Linked DNA regions of Homo sapiens: regions 2 and 3 are each linked to region 1. Evidence: chromatin loops called from intact Hi-C (ENCODE). Cell type or tissue: Calu3. All regions are shown on one strand. Each heading gives the region's core, and the rest is flanking DNA. Links, peaks and the distances in the headings are about the cores only.

What was found. Peaks named below come from ENCODE experiments on the same cell type or tissue, not always from the same donor. Only the 100,000 strongest peaks of a DNase experiment are listed, where the experiment ranks them.
Region 2: a loop joins it to region 1, with 8 times the contacts of the local background. A loop is called at or near these places in 12 of 110 quality-filtered maps.
Region 3: a loop joins it to region 1, with 7 times the contacts of the local background. A loop is called at or near these places in 8 of 110 quality-filtered maps.

Annotation. Positions count from the first base shown.
Region 1 is chr7:98,010,738-98,017,037 of GRCh38, forward strand. No RefSeq gene overlaps it. Among named protein-coding and RNA genes, the nearest start is that of OCM2, 24 kb to the left of the region's middle. In Calu3, for the core only: no CTCF peak of the experiment used is centred there; a DNase peak (open chromatin) is centred at 2,864.
Region 2 is chr7:97,842,352-97,847,962 of GRCh38, forward strand. No RefSeq gene overlaps it. Among named protein-coding and RNA genes, the nearest start is that of ASNS, 27 kb to the right of the region's middle. RefSeq lists a silencer at 4,210-4,390. In Calu3, for the core only: a CTCF peak has its summit at 3,379; no DNase peak of the experiment used is centred there.
Region 3 is chr7:97,101,264-97,106,874 of GRCh38, forward strand. No RefSeq gene overlaps it. Among named protein-coding and RNA genes, the nearest start is that of SDHAF3, 14 kb to the right of the region's middle. In Calu3, for the core only: a CTCF peak has its summit at 3,543 (motif pointing right); a DNase peak (open chromatin) is centred at 3,568.

The sequences.
Region 1 (6,300 bases), core at 715-5,714:
CGATTGGAATCCCAGTACTTTGGGAGGCCGAGGCAGGAGGATTGCTGCAGGCCAGGAGTTTGAGACCAGCCTGAGCAGCAGAGTGAGACCCCATGTCTACAAAAATGTAAAAAGTTAGCTAGGCATGGTAGCGCATGCCTGCAGTTCCAGCTACTTGGGAGGCCGAGGTGGGAGGATTGCTTGAGCCAAGGAATTCATGACTGTAGTGAGATACAATTGTGCCACTGCACTCCAGCCTGGGTGACAGAGAGAGAACCTGTCTCCAAAAAATAATAATTTAAAAAAACCCTCATGTTCTTATCTAGATATGACCTTGAATGTATAGAAAGAAGCTCAGGAGACAGGATATCCCATCCTATCTTGGGCTTTTCTAGCTGTCTGCCCTTGGGAAATTCACTTAATCTCTCAGAACATCAGTTTTCTTATTTTTATTTTATTTATTTATTTTTTGAGAGACAGAGAGTCTCTCTCTGTGCCCCAGGCTGGAGTGCAGTGGTGCCATCCTAGCTTACTGCAACCTCCACCTTCTAGGTTCAAGCAATTCTCGTGCCTCAGCCACCCGAGTAGGTGGGATTACAGGCCCATACCACCATGCCCAGCTAATTTTTGTATTTTTAGTAGTGATGGGGTTACACCATCGCTACATTTCTCCTGGCTATCGTTGGCCAGGCTGGTCTTGAACTGCTGACCTCAAGTGATCCACCCACCTTGGCCTCTCCAAGTGCTGGGATTACAGATGTGAGCCACCATGCCCAGCCTGATGTCAGCAAATTCTTTTTACCAACCCTCCAATCGACCACTTCTTGGTGCTGGGGCTCTGACACCTTGCTCACCTCAAGTGATCCACCTGCCTCAGACTCAGGAAGTGCTGAGATTACAGGTGTGAGCCACCATGCCTAGCGAGTTTTCTTTTTTTTTTCTCTCTTTTGAGATGTAGTTTCTCTCTTGTTGCCCAGGCTGGAGTGCAATGGCACGATCTTGGCTCACAGCAACCTCCGCCCCCCGGGTTCAAGCGATTCTCCTACCTCAGCCTCCTGAGTAGCTGGGATTACAGGCAAGTGCCACCCCGCCCAGCTAATTTTTGTATTTTTAGTAGAGACGGGGTTTCACCGTGTTGGTCAGGCTGGTCTCAAACTCCTGACCTCATGATTCACCCGCCTCAGCTTCCCAAAGTGCTGGGATTACAGGTGTGAGCCATCATACTTACCCTTAACATGCTCATATTTTCATTTACCTTCTTGAACACATCAAATAGTTGTAGTAGCTATTTTAATCTCTTTATTAATTCTATCTTTGTCATTTCATTTCATTGGTTTTTCTCCTCTTCCTGGGGTATAATCCTTGCTTCTTGGCATACCTGGTGATTATTACTTTTTAGAGACGGGATCTTGCTGTGTTGCCCAGGCTGGAGTGCAGCGGCACCACCATAGCTCACTGCAGCCTCAACCTCCTGGGCTTCAGCGATCCTCCCACCTCAGCCTCTCATCTGGTGGGGCCTACAGGTGTGCACCACCGCACCTGGCTAATTTTTTAGTTTTACTTTTGTAGAGATGAGGTCTTGCTATGTTGCCCAGTCTGGTCTTGAACTGCTGGCCTCAAGCAATTCTCCTGCCTCAGCCTCCCAAAGTGCTGTGATTATAAGTGTGAGCCAACACTTCCTGCCATGCCTGGTGATTTTTTACTGGACACCAGGTATTGTGAATTTTACCTGGTTGGGTGCTGAATATTCTTGTTTAAAAAATATATTCTTGAGCTTTATTCTGGGACATGGTTAAGTGACTTGGAAATGGCATAATCCTTTTTTTTTTTTTTTTTTTTTGAGAGGGAGTCTCGGTCTGTCACCCAGGCTGGACTGCAGTGACACAATCTCGACTCACTGCAACCTCTGCCTCCTGGGTTCAAGCGATGCACCCACCTCAGCCTCCCGAGTAGCTGGGACTACAGGTGCGCACAACCACGCCTGGATAATTTTTGTATTTTTAGTAGAGACGGGGGTTTCACCATGTTGGCCAGGCTGGTCTTGAACCCCTGACCTCAGGTGATCCACCCTCCTCGGCCTCCCAAAGTGCTGGGATCACCGGCATGAACCTCCGTGCCCAGATGCATGGTCCTTTTGAGACTTGCAGAACCCTTAGTCTAGGGCCAATTCTGCCGCACCACGAAAGCAATACCCCTCTGAATGCTTGACTCAGTGCTCTGTGTATTACGAGGTTTTTCACTTTGCCTGCTGGGAACACGAACGGTTCCCAGCTTTTTGTAGACTTTGGAATTATTCTGCCTGTTTCTATTGTGTGATTCCTTCCCCTGGTCTTGCTCGGATAATTTCCTCCATGCGTGAGCTGATCCCCCTCAGCTTCCGAGTCAAGAGGTTTCCTTTGCAAAGCTGCAGAGTTTGGTTTTTTTTGCATATCTCTCTTGCGGGATTCCATCCTGCAAATTCCAGCTGCTTTGGCCTGCTCAAACTTTTTTTTTTTTTTTTTTTTGAGATGGAGTCTCACTTTGTGGCCCAGGCTGGAGTGCAGGGGCGCGATCTCGGCTCACTGCAACCTCCGCCTCCCAGGTTCAAGTGATTCTCGTGCTTCAGCCGCCTGAGTAGCTGGGATTACAAGCATGCACCACCACGCCCAGCTAAATGTTTTGTATTTTTAGTAGAGACAGGGTTTCACCACGTTGGCCAGGCTGGTCTCGAACTCCTGACCTCAAATGATCCACCCACCTCGGCCTCCCAAGGTGCTAGGATTACAGGCGTGAACCACTGCACCTGGCCAGGCCTGCTCACACTTTCAGCTCTGTCTCCTGCACTCAGGGAGACCACTGGGCTCTGCTCGGCTGCCCTCCTCCCGCAGCAGCTGGAAACACTTTGCCTCATTGGTTTCTCCCCTAACAGAGATCACGGTCTTTAGTGCCACCTATTGACCGGTGTCTAAAAACTGCCTTTGCGTATGTGTTGTACGGTTTTGTAGGTATTTAAGGCAAGAGGGTTAATCCATCTTGGCCATAAGTTGGGGAAATCTCCACAATTTTTACAACATTTTGGGAGGCTGAGGTGGGAAGATTGCTTGAGGCCAGGAGTTCGAGACCAGCTCGGGCAACACAGCAAGACCCCCGTCTCTACAAGAAAATAAAAATACTAAAAGTAGCTGAGCATGACAATGTGCGCCTATAGTCTCAGCTATGTGGGAGGTTGAGGTGGGAGGATTGCTTGAGCCCAGGAGATCCAGGCTGCAGTGAGCCATGTTCGCACCACTGCACTCCAGCCTGGGTGACACAGTGAGACATTGTCTCAAGAAAAAAATAAAACATTTTAAGTTCCTGGAAGGGTGAGTTAAAGGCTATATAAAGAATTAAAGCTTTTTTAAAATGACATTCCCAAATTATTGGTCAAAAGGGAGCAGTGGGCTGGGTGTGGTGGCTCACACCTGTTATCCCAGCACTTTGGGAGGCCGAGGTGGGCAGATCACCTGAGGTCAGGAGTTTGAGACCAGCCTGGCCAACATGGCAAAACCCCATCTCTACTAAAAATACAAAAATTAGCCGGGCGTAGTGGTAAGCACCTGTAATCCCAGCTACTCAGGAGGCTGAAGCAGGAGAATCACTTGAACCCAGGAGGAGGAGGTTACAGTGAGCCGAGATGATGCCATTGTGCTCCAGCCTGGGCAACAAGAGCAAAACTCCATCTCAAAAAAAAAAAAGTGCATATATGTGTGCATGCAACAGAATACAGAATATTTATTTCCAGAGGAACCCTGACTTCTCCAGCCTCCTCGGTTTGTCCTTCTTTGTGGGCATGAATTACGCAGCTGCCTATAGATGTCACCAGAGGAAGGCACATCAGAGGGAATAAAAATCCCAGGGTGAGAACCACAGCACCGTGGCAGAGGGCACAAGCATGAGTGGAAAGGCCCTGTGTCAAACACAGAAGAGGGCTTTGTTTTAAATCAAGACATCTTGGCAAGGCCTAATGGCTCACACCTGTAATCCCAGCATTTTGGGAGTCTGAGGTAGGCTTGAGCCCAGGAGTTAGAGACCAGCCTAGGCAACATAGCGAGACCCTGTCTCTACCAAAAAAAAAAAAAAAAAAAAAATAGTTGGGCGTGGCGGCATGCATCTGTGGTTCCAGCTACTCGGGAGGCTGAGGCAGGAGGATCACTTGATCCCAGGAGTTTGAGGCTGCATTGAGCTACGATCACATCATTGCACTCCAGCCTGGGTAACAGAGTGAGACCCTGTCTCAACTAAAAAAAATAAAATAACATAAATAAAATAAAATAAAGTAAATTAAAATAAATAAATAAAATGAAGAAATAAAATAAAATAAAAACATCAGTCCACAGAACCCAAATCTTCACCCAAGGTAGAGTGACAACCTTACTAAAACAAATATTGTCATCAGCAACTGAACTAAACATGGTCCAAGGGAAGAGTGAATGAGGAAAGATTTGGTTATGCTCAGGGATTTGGACTAGTTTAACTGAGGTCAAATTTTTTCAGATTTTTCTTTTCAAAAGCTGGTTCTGGAGCGGAGTTCAGGAGCATGTTCTTCATAAAAAGTCTCTTTGTGGGTCGGCCCTGGTGGACGGGATTTCATTAATCTCACCAACCTCATTATCCAACATGCTGAATATGTAGCATCGATCAATGAATGAGATCCTCGGTCTCATGAAGTCAGCTTTCTGGGGAAGGAGAAAAGAAACACAAATAAACAAGGAAATAAACACCCAAGGTGGAAACAAGACGGCGTGAGGGTCAGGTTCCTTGAACTCACGTTCTTTTTTTTTCTTTTCTGAGACGCAGTTTCACTCTGTCACCCAGGCTGGAGTGCAATGGCGCGATGTCGGCTCACTGCAACCTCCGCCCCCCAGGTTCAAGTGATTCTCCTGCCTCAGCCTCCCGAGTAGCTGGGATTACAGGCACCTGCCACCATGCCTGGCTAATTTTCTTATTTTTAGTAGAGATGGGGTTTTACCATGTTGGCCAGGCTGGTCTCGAACCCTGACCTCAAGTGACCCACCCGCCTTGGCCTCCCAAAGTGCTGAGATTAGAGGTGTGAGCCACCACACCCAGCCGAGCTCACGTTCTTGAGTCACCCTCTGTCCTTTATAGAGAAGCAGTTTGGAGATTTCGTCCTGTGTGTCTGAGGCCGGGTGCTATGGCTCACGCCTGTAATGCCAGTAATCTCAGCACTTTGGGAGGCTAAGACGGGAGCATTGCTTGAGCCCAAGAGTTTGAGGTCAGCCTGGGCAACATAGTGAGGCTCTATCTCTTCAAAAAATAAAAAATTAGCCAGGTGTGGTGGTGCATGTCTGTGGTCCCAGCTACTCAGGAGGCTGAGGCAGGAGGATCACTTGAGCCCAGGAGGTCGAGGCTGCAGTGAGCCATGATTGCATTACTGCACTCAGCCTGGGCAACAGAGCAAGACATTGTCTCAAAAAAAAAGTATCTGAATCTCTTTTTGGCAAAGTAATCTGACATGTTTCTTGTTTCAAAGAATCAGCTTATTTTCAACCTGAAAGCCAACTAACTCTCACAGGGGAATACTGTATGTGGTGATTACTGCAGTGTGTGTTTGTGTGTTAAAGACTGCTTTGTCATGCAGACTACAGCTCCAGCCTCACCTCGCTGTAATTTACTGTGGATATTTTGCATTATGTAGGCAGCACCTTGTACCCAACAGAAAAGTTGGTGGGCGGGGCAGGGGAGGGAGGTGGGTGGGGTCCAGCCCCAACCCAGGTGTGCTATAAACTGGCTGACCTCAGATGAACCTTGTTATATTGCTGAGCCCAGGTTTTCTCAACTACAACCATAATAATAAGACTTTGCCTCTAAGTTGAACATGGGGAATAATGACCGTATGAAAATATAGACTCAGCCTGGGCAACGTCGTGCGACACCTGTCTCTGCCACAAATTTAAAAATTAGCCAGGCACAGTGGCTCACGCCTGTAGTCCCACTGCTTGGGGAGGTAGAGGCAAGAGGAATGCTTGAGGCAAGGAGTTTAAGACCAGCCTGGGTAACATAGCGAGACCCCATCTCTACAAAAAAGTTAAAAAGTTAGTGAGGCGTGATAGCATGTGCCCGTAGTCCCAGCTACTTGGGAGGCTAAGGCAGGAGGATCGCTGGAACCCCAGAAGTTCAAGGCTGCAGTGAGCTATAATCGCACCACTGCACTCCAGCCTGGGTGACAGAGCAAGACTATGTTGCCTCTGCTGGTCTCGAGACACCCTTGTAGTCTGCTGCCTACTGCATGTAGGATGTAGTTACATTGATAATCTTCATTGTTTTACAGATGGGGAAACCGAG
Region 2 (5,611 bases), core at 612-5,611, 170 kb before region 1:
ATCTGACCCCACCCACATCCTGCTGATTGGCCCATTTTACAGAGAGCTCATTGGCCCATTTTACAGAGAGCTGATTGGTCCGTTTTGACAGGGTGCTGATTGGTGCATTTACAAACCTTGAGCTAGACACAGAGTGCTGATTGGTGCATTTACAATCCTGTAGCTAGACACAAAAGTTCTCCAAGTCCCCACTAAATTAGCTAGACACAGAGCACTGATTGGTGTGTTTACAAACCGTGAGCTAGACACAGAGTGCTGATTGGTGCATTTACAATCCTCTAGCTAGACATAAAAGTTCTCCAAGTCCCGACCAGATTAGCTAGATACAGAGTGCTGACTGGTGCATCCACAAACCCGGAGCTAGACACAGAGTGCTGACTGGTGCATATACAATCTTCCAGCTAGACATGAAAGTTCTCCCAGTCCCCACCCAACTCAGGAGCCCAGCTGGCTTCACCTAGTGGATCAGGTGTGGGGGGCTTTGGGTGGAGCTGCCCACCAGTCCTGTGCCACGTGCCCACACTCCTCAGCCCTTGGGCAGTCGATGGGACCAGGCGCTGGGGAGTAGGGGGCGGCTCCCCTCTAGGGGAGGCTTGGCCATCCGTGGTGGCGGGGGGGCCCTCGGGCATGGCGGGCTGCAGGTCCAGAGCCCTGCCCCGCAGGGAGGTGGCTGAGGCCCAGCGAGAATTCGAGCACAGCGCAGGCGGGCAGGCAGTGCTGGGGGACCCAGTGCACCCTCCGCAGCTGCTGGCCCGGGTGCTAAGCCCTTCACTGCCCGGGGCCAGCGGCGCCAGCCGGCTGCTCAGAGTGCGGGCCCACCGAGCCTGCACCCACCTGGAACTCGCGCTGGCCTGTGAGCACCATGTGCAGCCCTGGTTCCCGCTGGCGCCTCTCCCTCCACACCAACCAGCAAGCAGAGGGAGCCGGCCCCTGCTTTGCCCAGCCCAGAGAGGGGCTCCCACAGTGCAGCAGCAGGCTGAAGGGCGCCTCAAGCGCGGCCAGAGTGGATGCGGAGGCTGAGAGCGAGCGAAAGCTGCTAGCACATTGTCACCTCTCACTTTCGCATTGCTACAAAGGAATACCTGACACTAGGTAACTGATAAAGAAAAGAGGTTTATTTGGCTGACAGTTCTGCAGGCTGTACAAGCATGGCACCAGCATCTGCTAGGCTTCTGGGGAGACCTCAGGGAACTTTTGCTCACAGCAGAAGACAAAGGAAAAGCAGGCAGGTCACATGGCCAGAGAGGGAGCAAAGAGTGGGGGCAGGGGTGGGGGGAGAGTCTAGATTCTTTTAAACAACCAGATCTCATGTGAACTAACTGAGCAAGAACTCACTCATCAACAAGGGGATGGCACTAAGCCATTCATTCGTAAGAGATCTGACCCCATGACCCAAATACATCCCACTAGGCCCACCTCCAACATTGGAGGTCACATTTCAACATAATTTTGGAGGGGACAAACATCTAAACCATATTACTGCCCAAAGAAGAACTCACATTTCCCCCCCTTTCCCAGTGGCCCTTCCCAACCCTTGCTTTCTCCTGTATTCACTATTTCTGCTAGGGAGACGACCTCCCCCACCACTAGCCAAAGTGAATCAGAGTCAGGGTGGAGCACGGGAAATAGTGTATTTCAATGTCAGGAAGATGGAAGAAAGGTGGCTTTGCAATGCAATCCAAGGTCTGTGACATTACGTATCACATGGCACAATATGACAAAGATGTGTACAAGGTCATTAGCTGGGGTTTTGGTTTTAATCTATGACCACAAAAAGAGCTAAACTACAAATTAACAGATGCACAAGATTCAGATGTTAAAACCAATAGAAAAATTCCCGTTTGTTGAACAGTCAGTTGAGGATCATCCTACCCCACCGTGTGGTCATTTGGGAGCATACAACCTATATAACTCCTGTGCCAAATAAAACAGATAATGTCTTACATTATCCTTGGTCACAGAATAATGTAATAGGATTGCTATAAGGTTGCCTTCAGTGTGTTTAGCAAAGCTCCCAAGCTAGCAGTTCATTGAATTTGATCTGGTCAGTTGGTACAGAGCCCCAGAAACCCAGCCACTTTATGCAATAATGAATCATTCTTTTTTTTTTTTTTTTTTTGAGATGGAGTTTCACTCTTGTTGTCCAGGCTGGAGTGCAGTGGCGCGATCTTGGCTCACCACAACCTCCGCCTCCTGGGTTCAAGTGATTCTCCTGCCTCAGCCTCCCGAGTAGCTGGGATTATAGGCATGCACCACCAGGTCCGGCTAATTTTGTATTTTTAGTAGAGATGGGGTTTCTCCATGTTGGTCAGGCTGGTCGCCAACTCCCAGCCTCAGTTGATCCGCCCGCCTCAGCCTCCCAAAGTGCTGGGATTGCAGGCGTGAGCCACCGCGCCCGGCCTAAATCATTCTTTTTCACTGTGTTTTCTTCTCACTCCCTGAAATGGACCAACAGACATGCTGGGTTCTTACCTGCCCCTCCACTTTCAAACCTGCTGCTCCATAACTTCCAACATTTCCACTAAATCCACTACCTGTGAGTTCAATTCTGTGAAGCATAAAGTTAATAGATAGAGGATACAGCTTTGCTGGTAGGAACTAAAGGCACTTCTTACATAGAAAGAAGGTCATCGTAATGGGGGCTCACCAAGTTCTATGAATCATCTGTCTACATATGCAAATTGCCTTGTAATATGGAGCTCTTTTCTGTGGTATCCATTATAATTGACAGACGAGTCTGTTGGCCACAAATTGACCATCTTCTTGTTCAGTGTTTGGGCTGCTTATACATTGTTTCTTCAGCCATAAAATGGGGATGGTACCAACAGTGGGTGCCTCCCAGAATTGTCATAGAGACTGAGTATGGTTGTACACCAGTGTTAGGTGCACAGTAAGTCATCAGTACACATTAGCTGGTATTATGTGTAAACTAAGTGCTCAATACACATTTTGTCTTTTAGCTACATTTGCATAAACTGAGACAAGCCAGGGTTTAGTAGAGTGGGTAATTATGAAAATGAGTTTATGTAGATTTTTGCTACATTCAAAAAGCAAATAGCAGATTTGAGGTTGTTCACATCTTTTCTTACCTTCCAGATTATAAAGGATCTCACTTATGTAAGAATACACATCGTGCAGGTATGTTTAGGCTAGTGGATCAAAGAAGAGGGAGATAAAAGGTTCACAAAAACAATACATATACAAGTTCATAGTGGCCTGTACAACAGTCATATGATGTCTACAAGTTAAAACTGCTCACTAATTACTTATAGCTAATTATTAAAACTGCTCACTAATTACTTATAGCAAATTATAGAGCTTCGGTGCGTGGGTGATTTTATGAAATAAAGATGTCATCTCTTCAATTTAGCATAAAAGTTTCCCCACACCACTACCTTTCAGAAAAGGCATAAAATTGCCTCCAGAGAAAAATATGTGTTGTTGCTGCCACCCTGTGGTTTTGTTTTATATTGTAGCCCTCAGATAGTAAATAAATATTTTATACTGCCACAAGCAATTTGTAAAATATACTGGCAATTTCTAGGTATGGCTTTCTTAGTATTATTAAAAATTCACCAAGTTGCAAAGAGGACTATGAATTAATTTATCAGTATCAATTTATTGACTAGGTAGGTCCTGAAATCAGGTAAAAACTCACAAAGATCAAAATCACATCTAAGTCACAGAAGATCTAAATTACTCCACTGATGCATACATATACATGCTCATGGCAAATTTTAAAAATTAAAATAGTATCTTATGCTTAAATTTATAGATATCCTAAATAACTTATGAGCTACCCATAAAATAGGCCATATACTCCCATTAACAAGACAGAAGTAGAGAAAAAATATGGAATTATAATTTTTCCATGTATGTAATTATATTCTATAGTCTATCCCTTTGAAAAGTAACACAGAGTAGGGGTTAAGCATAAGGTCTCTAAAACCCTGAAACCTGGGATCCAATATCCCACTTCTATTAGGTGTTAGCTATGTGACCTCAGGCACGCAATGTAACACCTCTGTATGTTGCTTTCCTTATCCACAAAACATGGATGAGCTCAAAGGAACAAACTTCACAAACTGTTGTGAAGACTGATTATACCTTTTAGAGCAGTCCTTGGCACTCAGGAAGGGTAACCAATTAATGTTAACACTTACTCTGTATAACCACAATTATAATGGTATGAGCCAAATTGGCTTTATTGCTCGAAATCAACCCTTTCCCTACAAACTGTTCCCTTTCTCACCTGTGCTCAGATACTGATTCTCCCAGTTCTTTCAATCTGCCTCCTTCTGCCAACACATTGATGACTTGGCGGCTGATGAGCCCTGAAGGGTAATTTTCTGCTGGAGTTGGAGGCCCTCAAGTGACTGACCACAGGATGTCAAAATTGCTCCTAAGTAGGGCTTGCTATATTTCTTCTGTTTTATTCTTTTTGAATATGTTTTGTTGTTGCCGCAGTTATTCTATTCCTGCTGAATTATGCAGTGGACAGATGGGGAGCAGATCACTTTTTTCTTAGTTCATGAAGTGCCGTCTCCAGCCCTGAAATAGATTTCCACATAAGTACATCACCCAGAGATCCTAAACTCTGGGCTTGGAATCCTTGCACAATGGAATTCCACAGTTGTAACCTTCCAAAGGGGGTGAATATATTTCTTGCATAGGAGAGTGAATTCAGTATTTTGTTACCGAAGAGCAGATTTGGGGAGTCACTAGTGCTATTCTCCAGATATTTTATTTTCCTTTCTGGTACATGCTCCTTTGAAGTTAGGTGTGGCCACGTGACTTACATGTAATGTGAACAAAAGTGATGTGTCACTTCAGAGTGGAAGCTTTAAGTTTCAGTAAATAATTCACCACTTTCTCCATCCCCTGCCTTGCTGATGGTGGAATTATGTCAAGGTCGTCCCTCCATCAGCCTCGGTTCCAGAGTGCTTATAACCCCCTCAACAATGTGCAGAGCCCCCCATGGGCTAAGGTGGACACATAGTTTGAGAAAAAAAAAAAAAAACCTTTTGTGACAATGCACTGAAATTTTGGAATTGTTTTTTCAGTATCACCTAGCTCATGCCATTACAGAAAACAGTTAGCCTCACTGCCATCCCTGGGAGATTCCCTGCAATCCCTGTTCTTGCTCCCAATAAAAGCCCTTTCCCTTAGTCTCCCAACTCACACCAGAGACCCAGGATATAGTTTCAGGCTGACATTGCAAGACAATATTTAGAAAAGAACAACTCAAAGGCTCTGCAGTCAACCTACCTAGCTAATTTGAGGTTCCACCACTTACTAATTAGCCAAATGACTGAGCAACGTATTTAATATGTGTAAAATGGGGGTAACAGTGTTCATCTGTTTCAGTTACTATGCCTGTGTAAGAAACCACAAAACTTAATGGTGTCAAACAAGCTTTTTTATTATGCTCACAGATTTGTGAATGAAGAACTTGGACAGAGCACACAACAGGGATGGCTCATCTCTCCTTCCCATGCATGGGCTCCAGGTAGAATACTCAAAGATTAGCAGCTGGAACCATCTGGAGCCTCACTCCCTGACACAGCTGGCAGTTGGTGGCTGCTGTTGGCTGTCGACTAAGCCCTTTGCT
Region 3 (5,611 bases), core at 612-5,611, 910 kb before region 1:
TGCTATTCAACATAGTACTGGAAGTCCTAGTCAGAGCAATAAGACAAGAGAAAGAAACAAAAAGCATCCAAATCAGTAAAGAGGAACTCAAACTGACACTGTTCACCAATTATATGTTTGTATACCTAGAAAACCCTAAAAACTCATCCAAAAAGCTCCTAGATTTGATAAACGAAGTCAGTAAAGTTTCAGGATACAAAATCAATGTACACAAATCAGCAGCACTGCTATACACCAACAATGACCAAGCTGAGAATCAAATCAAGAACTCAACCCCTTTTACAACAGGTGCAAAAAAAAAGGAAATATTTAGGAATATGCCTAACCAGGGAGATAAAAGATCTCTGAAAGGAAAACTATAAAACACTGCTGAAAGAAATCATAGATGGCACAAATAGAAACACATCCCATGCTCATAGATGGGTAGAATCAATATTGTGAAAATGGTCATACTGCCAAAAGCAATCTACAAATTCAATGCAATTCCCATCAAAATACCATCATCATTTCTCATCGAACTAGAAAAAACATTCCTAAAATTCATATGGAACCAAAAAAGAGCCTGCATAGCCAAAGCAAGACTAAGCAAGAACAAATCTGGAGGCATCACATTACCCAACTTCAAACTATACTACAAGGCTATAGTTACCAAAAAAGCAAGGTACTGGTATAAAAATAGGCACATAGACCAATGGAACAGACTACAGAACCCAGAAACAAAGCCAAATACTTATAGACAACTGACATTTTTTTTTTTTTTAAGACAGGGTCTTGCTCTGTCGCCAAGGCTGGAGTGCAGTGGTGCGATCTCGGCTCACTGCAAGCTCCGCCTCCCAGATTCATGCCATTCTCCTGCCTCAGCCTCCCGAGTAACTGGGACTACAAGCGCCCGCCACCACACCTAGCTAATTTTTTGTATTTTTAATAGAGACGGGGTTTCACTGTGTTAGCTGGGATGGTCTCGATCTCCTGACCTCGTGATCTGCCCACCTCGGCCTCCCAAAGCTGGGATTACAGGCATGAGCCACCACACCCGGCCGACAACTGCCCTTTAACAAAGCAAACAAAAACATAAAGTGGGGAAAAGACACTGTATTCAACAAATGGTGTTGGGGTAATTGGCAAGCCACATGTAGAAGAAGGAAGCTGGATCCTCATCTCTCACCTTATACAAAAATCAGCTCAAAATGGATCAAAGACTTAAATCTAAGACCTGAAACCATAAAAATTCTAAAAGATAACCTCAGAAAAACAATTCTAGATATTGACTTAGGCGAAGACTTCATGACCAAAAGCAAATGCAACAAAAACAAATAGATGGTACCTAATTAAACTAAAAGGCTTCTGCACAGTAAAAGAAATAATCAGCAAACAGACAGCCCACAGAGTGGAAGAGTATCTTTGCCAGCTATGTATCTGATAAAAGACTCATATCCAGAATCTACAAGGAATTCAAAAAAATCAGCAAGAAAAAAACAAATAACCCCATCAAAAAGTGGGCAAAGGACATGAATAGACAATTCTCAAAAGAAGATATACAAATGGCCAACAAACATGAAAAAATGCTCAACATCACTAACGATCAGGGAAACGCAAATCGAAACTGCAGTGCAAAACCACCTTACTTCTGCAAGAATGGCCATAGATGTTGGCATGGATGTAGTAAAAAGGAGCACTTTTACATTGCTGTTGGGACTGTGAACTAGTACAACCCCTATGGAAAACAGTATGGAGAGTCCTTAAAGAACTAAAAGTAGAACTACCACTTGATCCAGCAATCCTACTACTGAGTATCTACCCAGAGGAACAGAAGTCATCATCCAAAAAAGACACTTGCTCATGCATGTTTATAGCAGCGCAATCTGCAATTGCAAAAATATAGAACCAGCCCAAATGCCCTTCAATCAATGAGTGGATAAAGAAACTGTGGTGTGTATATATATATATACATACACACACACACACACACACACACACACCATGGTATTATATTACATATATATGTTATATATATATGTTTTATATATATATGTTTTATATATATATGTTTTATATATATATGTTATATATATATATAAATGACATCAGTTTTCTCCAAAGACTTTTCTCTCTCCATGTATCTGTGACATATTTCTTTCTCTTGATATATGTCATTGTCAAGGAATCCTTGTTTTGACACTTCTTTTGTAAATCAGTTGCTTTTTCTCCTTGCCATTGCCCCACCTGCTTAGACTCTGTATCTCTCAGTTAAAGGATTGCAACAGTCTTCTAATTGCATTTCCTTTCTTTAGTTTTTTTTCTACCTCCAATTAATAGGACATAACATATATAGTATTCCATGGAATATATAGTATTCCATGGAATACTACTCAGCCATAAAAAGGAACAAAATAAAGGCATTCGCAGCAACTTGGATGGAGTTGGTGATCATTATCTAAGTGAAGTAACTCAGGAATGGAAAACCAAACATCATATGTTCTTACTTATAAGTGAGAGCTAAGCTATGAGGATGCAAAGGCATAAGAATGATATAATGGACTTTGGGTACTTGAGCGGAGGGGTGGGAGGAGGGTGAGGGATAAAAGACTACACATTGCGTACAGTGTACACTGCTCGGGTGATGGGTGCGCCAAATCTCAGAAATCACCACTAAAGAACTTTTCTGTGCAACCAAACACCATTTGTTCCCCCAAAACTGCTGAAATAAACAACAACAACAAAACAGAATAGATACTGTAAATTCATTCTAATTTGAGGAGGACAGAGAGAAGGGAGATAATGTCCCTTGTCAATTTTTTTGCATTTGTTTATATATTTACTGACTTTTGCTTTCTGTAGGTTAAATGACAATGGCCTTATGAAGTTGATATCTTTGTCTGAATTATTTAGATTGTTTTCCTTCAATTTTAAGAGTGCTATGTACTATGAAAGTACAGTGCTATGAAAAAGTGAGTTAGTAATAGTGTGGCTGCCAGTTGCCTTTGATTACAATGTGACTTTATATCCTGGGGGCACAGGTTGTACTCTGAGGACAGTGGGAAAGCTTTGGAAGATGGTGGGCTGTGGGAGACACCTGAGTGAAGCCATGTTTTAAAAAGATCAATTTGAATATGTTATGTCCTATTAATTGGAGGTAGAAAAAAAACTAAAGAAAGGAAATGCAATTAGAAGACTGTTGCAATCCTTCAACTGAGAGATACAGAGTCTAGGCAGGTGGGGCAATGGCAAGGAGAAAAAGCAACTGATTTACAAAAGTAGCGTCAAAACAAGGATTCCTCGACAATGACATGTATCAAAAGAAGGAAAGATGTCACAGATGCGTGGAGAGAGAAAAGTCTTTGGAGAAAACTGATGAGTTTAGCTTGGAACAGAGACTCTGAAAGGATGACAGGACACCCAGTTTGGACTTATCCTGTGGTTATATAGAGAGCAAGACTCTTAACTGTGGAGAGGTCAGAGGTGTGTGTATGAGGCTTGGAACAGCTTTTTGAGAAGCTATGCTGGCGGTTTTCCAGATAAGGGTCCAGTGAGGCCTTTGAAGTGGTTAGAATGGGCTTGGCCAGGCGGGGGCAGCAGAGCATCAGTAATTGCTGGGGACAGCTGGCCGGGACAAGAGCGCTGACAGGGAGTCATGTTTGGATTGAGCCTTCGCACTTGTTCACATTTGTGGGCTGGAAGAACTACAGCCAGTTAAGAAGACAGAGGGAGTGGGGTCCTGAAGGTGGGATCGCCTGGGCAGCACAAATGTGTGGAAGGCAAAGATGCAAAGACTTCTAGGAAGTCAGGAGGGGGTAGGAGTGTGAACAGAAGCAAATGACTAGTGACTTTGAAGAAAGAGATTTCAGAAGAATAGTGAGGCCAACACCAGGTTAAAAGGGGTCAAATGGGCTGGGCGTGGTGGCTCAAGGCCTGTAATCCCAACACTGGGAGGCTGAGGCGGGTGGATCACTTGAGGTCAGGAGTTCTGGACCAGCCTGGCCAATATGGTGAAACCCCATCTCTACTAAAAATACAAAAATTAGCCTGCAATCCCAGCTACTTGGGAGGCTGAGGCAGGAGAATCGCTTGAACCTGGGGAGGTGGAGGTTGCAGTGAGCCAATATCACACAACTGCACTCCAGCCTGGGTGACAAAGCCAGACTCAGTCTCAAAAAAAAGAGGAGGCAGGGGATTAAATGAGGAATGGGTATGGAGATGGAGAAAGTGGGAATAGGAATGTATATTTTCAAGTCAATGAAAAAAAGCAGAGTAACAGGATGGTCGCTTAAAGGGGAGGCAGAATAGAGAGATTTTCTTTTAACCTGAAGTATTCTCGTGAGTGTTTGTGAGCTCAATGAAATAATATCATGAAGAAAATAATTGAAAATGCCTGTGAGAGAAAGAACAAGGGGTTATGAAGACACTCCTCAGAAGAGTTGGGATATAATCAAGAGTTCTGGTGGAAAGTTTGGGTTGAAGGAGAGTAGGAAGGAAGAAGATATAGATAATGGAGATTTTATGGATCTTTATTAAGAGTGCCAACATTGTACAGTCAGCCCTTCATATCCATGCGTTCTGCATCACAGATTTAACCAACTCAGGATCAAAAATGTTCAGAAAAACAATTGCACCTGTACTGACATATACAGACTTTTCTTTGTCATTATTCCCTAAACAATATAGTATAACAACTATTTATATTGTATTAGGTATTATAAGTAATCTAGAGATTATTTAAGATATACGGGAGGATGTGTATAGGTTATTTGCAAATAACTATGCCATTTTTTATCATATACTTGAGCATCTGCAGATTTTGGTACCTGGGGAGCAGAGGAGAAGCACTGGAACCAATTCCCCATATATATCAAGAGATGATTGTATAAGTAAGCTGTATTCCAAATGTTCATTAGTTATCTGGAAAAGTTAAATCATTTTCCTGGAGAAACATGTGGTATTGCGGATATGGCATGTGGAAAGATTCTGGGCTGTGCTCTTCAGATCATGACATTATAATCACCTCCCCCTACTTTATAAATGTGGATATAACTCAAAGTTATGTTTTTACTGTTTTCACTTTACATTCTCCTCCTCAGAGAGAAGTTTCACTTTTACGGTTTAAAATATTCTTAACTATATAACAATATTTTCCCCCATTGTTGCAAGGACTCTTTAGTACAGAAAAGGCTGAACATTTAATAATTAGTTTTTAACACAGTGCCGTAATATCTTGTGTACTTTCCCAGAACTCAAATGTCTCCAAGATGGGAATTTAGATCACTGGTTCTGAATCCTGGCTGCACATTAGAATCACTTTGCCTGGAGCTTCTAAGCAATATCAATGTCTCAGCCCACCCTTGGAGGTTTGAATTGAGGCCTCATTCAAGCAGTTTAGAATGAGGCCTAAGAAACAGTATTTTATTATTTTTTTTTTTTACCAGTTTCACAGGTGAATGTAATATACAGCAGATGTTGAGAGCCACTGACTTAGACGATTAAAGGAACTGCACTGACACTATTAGGTAAATTTTCAATGCATCATGTAGGGTAGGCTGCCCCATTCAAACTCAGTGTGATTAAAATAAAATGCATTTCCACAAGCAGTTTTCTCTCCGGACTTTCTGTCTTCAAT